2 separate regions of the Homo sapiens genome follow, and region 2 is linked to region 1. A link is a loop called in an ENCODE intact Hi-C map of the cell type or tissue named here. Cell type or tissue: IMR-90. All regions are shown on one strand. Each heading gives the region's core, and the rest is flanking DNA. Links, peaks and the distances in the headings are about the cores only.

Region 1 (5,377 bases), core at 210-5,209:
GGAGGGTTGAGGAAGAGGTGGAGGGTCAACAGATTCAGAAAATTGTGGTAACTGTAGGGGGTCACGGGATTGGTATGTCATTAATATGGCACGTACCAAGGCCCAATCACCAAAAACAGGGACGGGAACATAATTCCCTGCCGAGACCATTTCCTGGAATGTTGAACCAACATGATCCCATAGTTCTACATCTAAGGTTCCTTTTTCAGGAAACCAAGGACTGTATTCTTCCACTGCCCTGAATAGAGTGACCATATTTTCCATGGGCACTCAAACTCTTTTCATTTGTTTTAATCGGAGTTTAATATAAAAGAGATAAGTATAATTTTTAGACTCCATGTGACCCATAGTTAACCCGGACCATACACAGACTACTCACCAGTTGTTAGGGAGTCAAACATGCATTTCTGTGGACTGAACCGATGACATTTCTCTGCACCTACCAAAGGGAATTGTGTTCCCATATGCACTTAGGAAAAAAAAAAACCCACGTGGGTGCCAGATATCAGGGGAACCAGTCCCAAATATTTCAACGTAGGTTCTTTTCTATTTTCCCTAAGTGTCGGCCACTCTGAGAAATAAAGGGAAAGAGTACAAAAGAGAGGGATGGAGCCAAGATGGCTGAATAGGAACAGCTCCAGTCTACAGCTCCCAGCATGAGCGACGCAGAAGACGGGTGATTTCTGCATTTCCAACTGAGGTACCAGGTTCATCTCACTGGGGAGTGTCAGAAAGTGGGTGCAGGACAGTGGGTGCAGTGCACTGAGTGTGAGCTGAAGCAGGGCGAGGCATTGCCTCACCCAGAAAGCACAAGGGATCAGGGAATTCCCTTTCCTAGTGAAAGAAAGGGGTGACAGACAGCACCTGGAAAATCAGGTCACTCCCACCCTAATACTGCACTTTTCCAACAGTCTTAGCAAATGGCACACCAGGAGATTATATCCCGCACCTGGCTCGGAGGGTCCTACGCCCACAGAGCCTTGCTCACTGCTAGCACAGCAGTCTGAGATCAAACTGCAAGGCGGTAGTGAGGATGGGGGAGGGGCGCCCACCGTTGCTGAGGCTAGAGTAGGTAAACAAAGCAGCCAGGAAGCTTGAACTGGGTGGAGCCCACCACAGCTCAAGGAGGCCTGCCTGCCTCTGTAGACTCCACCTCTGGGGGCAGGGCATTGCCAAACAAAAGGCAGCAGAATCCTCTGCAGACTTAAATGTCCCTGTCTGACAGCTTTGAAGAGAGTAGTGGTTCTCCCAGCACGCAGCTGGAGATCTGAGAACAGACAGACTGCCTTCTCAAGTGGGTCCCTGACCCCCGAGAAGCCTAACTGGGAGGCACCCCCCAGTAGGGGCAGACTGACACCTCACACGGCCAGGTACTCCTCTGAGACAAAACTTCCAGAGGAATGATCAGGCAGCAACATTTGCTGTTCACCAATATCCGCTGTTCTGCAGCCTCCACTGCTGATACCCAGGCAAACAGGGTCTGGAGTGGACCTCCAGCAAACTCCAACAGACCTGCAGCTGAGGGTCCTGACTGTTAGAAGGAAAACTAACAAACAGAAAGGACATCCACACCAAAACCCCATCTGTATGTCACCATCATCAAAGACCAAAGGTAGATAAAACCACAAAGATGGGGAAAAAACAGAGCAGAAAAACTGGAAACTCTAAAAATCAGAGTGCCTCTCCTCCTCCAAAGGAACGCAGCTCCTCACCAGCAATGGAACAAAGCTGGACGGAGAATGACTTTGACGAGTTGAGAGAAGAAGGCTTCAGACGATCAAACTACTCCAAGCTAAAGGAGGAAGTTCGAACCCATGGAAAAGAAGTTAAAAACCTTGAAGAAAAATTAGACAAATGGCTAACTAGAATAACCAATGCAGAGAAGTCCTTAAAGGACCTGATGGAGCTGAAAACCATGGCACGAGAACTACATGATGAATGCACAAGCCTAAGTAGCCAATTTGATCAACCGGAAGAAAGGGTATCAGTGATGGAAGATCAAATGAATGAAATGAAATGAGAAGGGAAGTTTAGAGTTAAAAGAATAAAAAGAAACAAACAAAGCCTCCAAGAAATATGGGACTATGTGAAAAGACCAAATCTACGTCTGATTGGTGTACCTGAAAGTGACAGGGAGAATGGAACCAAGTTGGAAAACACTCTGCAGGATATTATCCAGGAGAACTTCCCCACTCTAGCAAGGCAGGCCAACATTCAAATTCAGGAAATACAGGGAAAACCACAAAGATACTCCTCGAGAAGAGCAACTCCAAGACACATAATTGTCAGATTCACCAAAGTTGAAACGAAGGAAAAAATGTTAAGGGCAGCCAGAGAGAAAAGTCGGGTTACCCACAAAGGGAAGCCCATCAGACTAACAGCTGATCTCTCGGCAGGAACTCTACAAGCCAGAAGAAAGTGGGGGCCAATATTCAACATCCTTAAAGAAAAGAATTTTCAACCCAGAATTTCATATCCAGCCAAACTGCACTTTGTAAGTGAAGGGGAAATAAAATCCTTTACAGACAAGCAAATACTGAGAGATTTTGTCACCACCAGGCCTGCCCTACAAGAGCTGCTGAAGGAAGCACTAAACATGGAAAGGAATAACCAATACCAGCCACTGCAAAAACATGCCAAATTGTAAAGACCATCGAGGCTAGGAAGAAACTGCATCAGCTAATGAGCAAAATAACCAGCTAATATCATAGTGACAGGATCAAATTCACACATAATAATATTAACCTTAAATGTAAATGGGCTAAATGCTCCAATTAAAAGACACAGACTGGCAAATTGGATAAAGAGTCAAGACCCATCAGTGTGCTATATTCAGGAAACCCATCTCACGTCCAGAGACACACATAGGCTCAAAATAAAGGGATGGAGGAAGATCTAACAAGCAAATGGAAAACAAAAAAAGGCAGGGGTTGCAATCCTAGTCTCAGATAAAACAGACTTTAAACCAACAAAGATCAAAAGAGACAAAGAAGGCCATTACATAATGGTAAAGGGATCAATTCAACAAGAAGAGCTAAGTATCCTAAACATATATGCACCCAATACAGGAGCACCCAGATTCATAAAGCAAGTCCTTAGAGACCTACAAAGAGACTTAGACTCCCACACAATAATAATGGGAGAATTTAACACCCCACTGTCAACATTAGACAGATCAACGAGACAGAAAGTTAACAAGGATATCCAGGAATTGAACTCAGCTCTGCACCAAGTGGAACTAATAGACATCTACAGAACTCTTCATCCCAAATCAACAGAATATACATTCTTCTCAGCACCACAGTGCACTTATTCCAAAATTGACCACATAGTTGGAAGTAAAGCACTCCTCAGCAAACGTAAAAGAACAGAAATTATAACAAACTGTCTCTCGGACCACAGTGCAATCAAACTAGAACTCAGGATTAAGAAACTCACTCAAAACTGCTCAATTACATGGAAACTGAACAACCTGCTCCTGAATGACTACTGGGTACATAACGAAATGAAGGCAGAAATAAAGATGTTCTTTGAAAGCAACGAGAACAAAGACACAGCATACCAGAATCTCTGGAACACATTCAAAGCAGTGTGTAGAGGGAAATTAATAGCACTAAATGCCCACAAGAGAAAGCAGGAAAGATTTAAAATTGACACCCTAACATCACAATTAAAAGAACTAGAGAAGCAAGAGCAAACACATTCAAAAGCTAGCAGAAGGCAAGAAATAACTAAGATCAGAGCAGAACTGAAGGAAATAGAGACACAAAAAACCCTTCAAAAAATCAGTGAATCCAGGAGCTGGTTTTTTGAAAAGATCAACAAACTTGATAGACTGCTAGCAAGACTAATAAAGGAGAAAAGAGAGAAGAATCAAATAGATGCAATAAAAAATGATAAAGGGGTATCACCACCGATCCCACAGAAATACAAACTACCATCAGAGAATACTATAAACACCTCTATGCAAATAAACTAGAAAATCTAGAAGAAATGGATAAATTCCTCGGCACATACACCCTCCCAAGACTAAATCAGGAAGAAGTTGAATCTCTGAGTAGACCAATAACAGGCTCTGATATTGAGGCAATAATTAATAGCTTACCAACCAAAAAAAGTCCAGGACCAGATGGATTCACAGCCAAATTCTACCAGAGGTAAAAGGAGGAGCTGGTACCATTCCTTCTGAAACTATTCCCATCAATAGAAAAAGAGGGAATCCTCCCTAACTCATTTTATGAGGCCAGCATCATCCTGATACCAAAGCCTGGCAGAGACACAACAAAAAAAGAGAATTTCAGACCAATATCCCTGATGAACATAGATGCAAAAATCCTCAATAAAATACTGGCAAACTGAATCCAGCAGCACATCAAAAAGCTTATCCACCATGATCAAGTGGGCTTCATCCCTGGGATGCAAGGCTGGTTCAACATATGGAAATCAATAAGCATAATCCAGCATATAAACAGAACCAATGACAAAAACCATATGATTATCTCAATAGATGCAGAAAAGGCCTTTGACAAAATTCAACAACGCTTTATGCTAAAAACTCTCAATAAATTAGGTATTGATGGGATGTATCTCAAAACAATAAGAGCTATCTATGACAAACCCACAGCCAATATCATACTGAATGGGCAAAAACTGGAAGCATTCCCTTTGAAAACTGGCACAAGACAGGGATGCCCTCTCTCACCACTCCTATTCAACATAATGTTGGAAGTTCTGGCCAGGGCAATCAGGCAGGAGAAGGAAATAAAGGGTATTCAATTAGGAAAAGAGGAAGTCAAATTGTCCCTGTTTGCAGATGACATGATTGTATATCTAGAAAACCCCATCGTCTCAGCCCAAAATCTTCTTAAGCTGATAGGCAATTTCAGCAAAATCTCAGGATACAAAATCAATGTGCAAAAATCACAAGCATTCTTATACACCAATAGCAGACAGAGAGCCAAATCATGAGTGAACTCCCATTCACAATTGCTTCAAAGACAATAAAATACCTAGGAATCCAACTTATAAGGGATGTGAAGGACCTCTTCAAGGAGAACTACAAACCACTGCTCAATGAAATAAAAGAGGATACAAAGAAATGGAAGAACATTCCATGCTCATGGGTAGGAAGAATCAATATCGTGAAAATGGCCATACTGCCCAAGGTAATTTATAGATTCAGTGCCAACCCCATCAAGCTACCAATGACTTTCTTCACAGAATTGGAAAAAACTACTTTAAAGTTCATATGGAACCAAAAAAGAGCCCGCATTGCCAAGTCAATCCTAAGCCAAAAGAACAAAGCTGGAGGCATCATGCTACCTGACTTCAAACTATACTACAAGGCTACAGTAACCAAAACAGCATGGTACTGATA
Region 2 (5,377 bases), core at 127-5,126, 72 kb after region 1:
TCCAGCCCAGCCACCTGTGAGAGGAGCAGGGCAAAGCTGGTGAGACGAACCTTCTGCAGGCTGACTCTGTGCTACCTGGGCATGAACACTTTGTCTCTCTCTAAAAGGAAAAGTTGGTTTCCAGGTGAAATGCGAGGCAGTCATAGGTGAAATGGAGCCACAAAGGTCTCGAACTGGGGTTCTCACATACGAGTTTCTGACCTCTCTATCTTTATCCTCAGGACACATGGCATTGCTAAGACTTTACAGGGGGCTCAATAAAGGTCACACAAATTTAATTCTATTCCACACTCTTGTCGCATCTGCAAAGAAATTTCATTATCTAGACTGCATGACATCCATAAATCAATTAGGCCCTTTGGTTTTGTAAACATAATGTGCGTTTTGATCCTTTGGAGAGAGCTGTTTCAATTCAGCAATAGGTTTCAGCATCTATGCAATGTCCAGCAAAGTGCAAATGCTCAGCCCAACACAAAACAATGAGACAGGGTCCCTGGCTTTGGGAGCATCATGGGTCTGGAGGGAGAGACAGACATGTGTGTGGGGACAACACAGTCAGGCTGTGCCAGTGCGATCGTGGCACCACAAGGTCCTCAGAGCTCGGGAGAGGCCGCAGTGACTCCCAGCCCGTATTTTCTGGGTTGTGTGACTGACAGCACTCAATGCTTTCTCAGAACATCCCTTTTAAAATTATTTTCAATGTCAGCAGTGTTTTCTCATGACCTCCTGAGGATTTAATTAATCTTTGGGAACAGTATCATTCAGAAAGAGAAAGGCAGCGGATTAAAGCTGGTAAATGATACTCTTGCTCAAAATCCTAGTGTGACTCTTAACTGATGCCAAAGTCTGTTCTGAAAGAAGCATTCCATGAGTGCCTTGGGCAGTCTGGGCCCTGCTGGAGGGAGACTCATCTCTACTGCGCTTGCTCTGCTCTGTGCATTGCACATGGGTGTATGCACACACACACGTGCACACACACAGACACACACACACCCCCCCAAACTAGGAAAAAATCCCAGGCTTCTGCTCCATAGTAGTAACTATGTTCTTACATTCTCTATATATGTATATATATACACACACATATATATATAGAAAATAAAATATATACACTTGTGTATATTTTAATTATAACTTAATTATAAATTTAATTAGATTATAATTAAATTAAAATGTATATATGGAATATAAGAACATAGTTACACTAATGTTACATAGAACGTTAATTAAAATTTAACAAAAATATACACACATACATATATATGTATATTTAATAAAGTAGAATATAGTATATGTATATTTACTAAAGTAGAATATAGGTATCATTGTCCAGGTGGTAGATTGCTTCATGTCTGCCCCAAGGCACCCTGGAAAATCTTTTGCAACTTCCCGGTTTCTAACCTCAGAGCTTAGTTTTCTGTCTGCAAATCTGTTTCTCTTAACCTGTTATGATGCTTTCACCCAAAGATTCAATGTGCATCCATGGGCTTACGTTTCCATGTAGCAGACATTCATTGGGATCTCGGCTCATGGCCCCAGGTTGGACCATGGGGCAGCAGTTGCTTGTGTGGAGGTTACAGCGGTGACTGGCACCTGGGGAATAAAAGGCTGTCTGCTTTTTACCCTCTAGATGGTTGCCACCCTGGGGACCACAACATGCTGCTCCTTTGACAATCTCTTAGAAGTCGGTCCTATCTGTAAGTATCCGATTCCATTTTCTTTTTGGAAAATGTTCTCTGTACACGGGGAATTTAGCAAACCTTCCTCGTTGATCTCTTTCTTGTCGTTAACTTCATATTGTGATGGTTTGCCCAGCTCTTCTCGTATTTGCAATAACACAAACCTCATTAGCTTGAACTCCACAAACTCAGAATTTGGGCTAATTGGAAAAGAACTGAGCTTAGTTCTACCAACACACTATTTGTAAGAAAAAAAATCCGAGCAATATAGAAGTTATGTAAAATTGCAGGTTATGTTGGCCCTGTTGAGGAGAATAAACTCTTCAAAATCTTAGAGTAACCACCTTCATATGTGGGTCGTGCATACACCTGATATGAGAATTGTCCACACTTGAATTTAATTCTTTGGTATATCCCTTTTTCACCTTTTTTTGGAATTACTGAATGCAGTTAAGAAAATTGCTGAAGGTAGTTTAGCAAATCAACACAATGAAACTGGATTTCGCCAAGGAATAATCTGTGCTTCAGATGTTTTCCTGGTCACTCTCACCTCCTCCCTTCCTCATTCAGAGATCCTAGGTTTTCTCATTGAGACTAGGATGCTGTGTTTTCAAAAGGTGAATGTGAATGAGCAGCTCTGTTTCTAGAGTTTCACCTTTGACATGTAGCTCTGGGAACTCAGCAGGTCTTGAAGCTGCTTCTGTGGACAGAAGAACCCTCGTAGGGCAGGGACACTGGCTCAGGGGGCTCCCCCTTTCTCTGTCCCTCTAGGATGGGAATGTTCTGACCGCTCGGCTGTGAGTGGAGCTGCCCAAGTGGGGCCTTCAGATCACATACCTGTGGCCTGTGCCAGATCCCACAACAGCTACCAGGGAATTGGCTTCCTCCTTAGTCTGCACAAGCCAAGCACAGTTCTCACCTCTCCTAACCCAAGAGTCACCCATAGTCCATACTCAGAGGAGTGGACCCTCCTCTCCTGGGCGTTGGCCTCCCTTCTTGGGGTCAGCAGCTGGGGAAGGCCGGTGCTGAAGGTGCAGGTGCCTTTGTGTGAGCTAGACATGAAATTGGTGACAAGGAAGCTAGGGTGCAGCCCAGGATCCACCCCTGAATCTTACATTCTGAGCTTCATTTATGCTGTCTGTAAAGTGAAGAGAAAAACCCCACTTGTGCTCATAAAATAACAAGATTTCCCCACACGATTATTCAGAGGATAAATTAATGCAGGGAAAATGCACCATCCCAAAGGTAGAGTGCATTGCTGCACAGCAAGGAATGCAGTGCTGGGAACTACTGGGAGGTGGGTGGCATAGACTTACCCGCTCTCACAGGGTTTATGCTCCACCGTTTATGCTCTGTGGCACACAGCTGTAAGAACAACTGGCGGGAAGTGGTCGTGCACAGCCCCGGGCTGGGGAGAAGGGATAGAACTGGCTGACTCAGGACTGCAGCCACAGCATTGGCCTCATCAGCTGCAAACCTTCATCAGCTCAGCCAAGCAACTTGGAGTCCTCTGACTCAGATGTCAGGCTAAGAACTGAATGTCCTGGCCAGTAGCTGGCTGATGTAATTCCCTAGGGCTATCGGATTTAAAGGGCCGAGGTCTTCTGCTGGATAGAGCCCACATGGCCTGCTGTCCCCTGGGCCAAGTGTGGGCTGCCCGCTGGACCATGGAGATGACAGCCAGCGTGTGTCACCTGCCAGTCACAGTCCCCTGGATGGATCCAGCTCAGGCCTTCCTGCTATCTGGGGCCCCCTCTTCTTTGTAGAGGCTGGAGGCTGTGCACAGAGCTTGATTTATGATTTGTTTGGTTTGAAACACTGAGGTTGCTTTTGGGGTTGTGCAGAAGGAGCTGACATGGGTGAATGCCAAAACCCTTTCATCCATTGGCAGAATGCATAGGGGAGGTCAGTTTTGACAATTCCTTTTTTTTTCTTTATTTTTGAGATGGAGTCTTGCTCTGTGGCCCAGGCTGGAGTGGCACAATCTCAGCTCACTGCAACATCTGCCTCCTGGGTTCAAGTGATTCTCCTGCCTCAGCTTTCTGAGTAGCTGGGATCACAGGCACATGCCATCATGCCTGGCTAATTTTTGTATTTTTATTAGAGATGGGGTTTCACCATATTGGCCAGGCTGGTCTCAGACTCCTGACCTCAGATGATATGCCCGCCTCAGCCTCCCAGTGTGATGGAATTACAGGCGTAACCCACTGTGTCCGGCCAACATTTCCATTTTTATTGATGGTGTTATATTACTAACTGTTGGTGGTACCTTAACAATTAAGTCAGCACCCTTTTACCTACTTTCCCTCTCCTGCTACCATTTTCCTATCACCAGATATTTAGCATTCTCCAACTCCAAGCGGGACTGTTCTGAGATCCTGAGCTGACCTTATTCTATATATGATTAGAATAATCTAACATAATTCAGATAAGTTATTCACCCACCATCATTTGACAAAGAAAACAAATCAGAAGATGGTTTTCTTCCAATTGCTGCCTTAGGAAAGACATTTTCTTTTTATTGCATTTGAAATGATTTGCCAGTGAGGGTATTCAGATTGGTCTGCTTGGATGGATCAGTTGTCTGGCAGGTTTTACTGAGAAGATGGAATACAAAAAGTGGATAGTTGAAGTCAGTTAGGTTGCCGATGGGGAAGTGGGGAAACTGAGGACGAGGGTATGGGCTGAGTTGGGGAGGCCATCTCAAGGTGTGAGGAAGGGAATAGCACAGGGCAGGCAGCCAAAGCTGCATCCTGAGGTGCCAGCATAACTGAGAGAGGACGTGCAGCTGGAGGGGCAGCCAGGCCTGCCGCAAGTTCCTGGGAAGTCTCAGAAGGAAAGAGTCACTGACAGCAGGAAGCTGGAGGGGTGTGAGCCTGTCCCATCCCTCCCCACTGAGGCAGCCTTGCCTCAGGGCTAGGTGTGCCCCTGGTGCATGCAACTTCTCAAGCTCTGGCCGAGGGTCTCTGTGTCTGCCTGGTTCCTAGATGGGCCGTGCTATGCAGTGTGTGCTGTTAGTGGATCACATATGAGATGCAGAATGCAGAATGCAGAGGCATGCCCACAGCTCCATGCATCCCCATGGAAACCAGAGAAGCCCTTCAGAGTCCACTTCCTTTAGGGGTCTGTAAGTTCCCTTCTGCAGGAGTTGTAGGCCAACTGCAAGCTTAGAGAGAACACAGTCCTCCACAAAGCTGATAAAAGACATAAGGCGTTTCAAAGCTTTGACTCAGTTTAATCATCAGGATGAAAGCCCTCAGTTGGATTAAGGTCAAGTGTGTCCTGCGGACACGGATATCCACCCCAGGGCATGGGAGGCCAAAGGTCACAGAGCAGTGTGGACCTGAACCGAGGCTTAGGGGCTCATCACTTCCCCCAGAATCAGTCTCACCTGGTGCTTGCATAACCCCAGATGGATGCAGCAGTGAGCCAGGAAGAGCACAAGGCCTTAGGATTTGCAGAGTTTCTCCCTGAGGAGTCACTCAGTAATCATGGGATGTCCATGCCTGTAGCTCAGATCAGCGGTAAGGTTGAGAAAAACCTCAGATCACATCATAAGATAGGTGTAAATTTGAAGCTTGCTGTAGTCTGAACGTTTGTGTCCCCCGCAAAGCCCATTTGCTGAAATTCTAACCTAAGGTGATGGTATTGGAGGTGGGGCCTTCCAGTGGTAATGAGGTCAGCACAGTGGAGCCCTC

What was found. Hi-C counts contacts between places; a loop is a spot of excess contacts. Peaks named below come from ENCODE experiments on the same cell type or tissue, not always from the same donor. Only the 100,000 strongest peaks of a DNase experiment are listed, where the experiment ranks them.
Region 2: a loop joins it to region 1, with 1.9 times the contacts of the local background. A loop is called at or near these places in 2 of 110 quality-filtered maps.

The regions. Positions count from the first base shown.
Region 1 is chr7:50,572,208-50,577,584 of GRCh38, reverse strand. No RefSeq gene overlaps it. Among named protein-coding and RNA genes, the nearest start is that of DDC, 9.5 kb to the right of the region's middle. In IMR-90, for the core only: no CTCF peak of the experiment used is centred there; no DNase peak of the experiment used is centred there.
Region 2 is chr7:50,500,313-50,505,689 of GRCh38, reverse strand. DDC (dopa decarboxylase) reads left to right here. Exons shown (of 15, transcript NM_001082971.2): 7 at 1,631-1,697. Among named protein-coding and RNA genes, the nearest start is that of DDC-AS1, 29 kb to the left of the region's middle. RefSeq lists enhancers at 2,808-3,307, 3,045-3,339, 3,308-3,809. In IMR-90, for the core only: no CTCF peak of the experiment used is centred there; a DNase peak (open chromatin) is centred at 3,179; H3K27ac peaks cover 181 bases; H3K27me3 peaks cover 234 bases.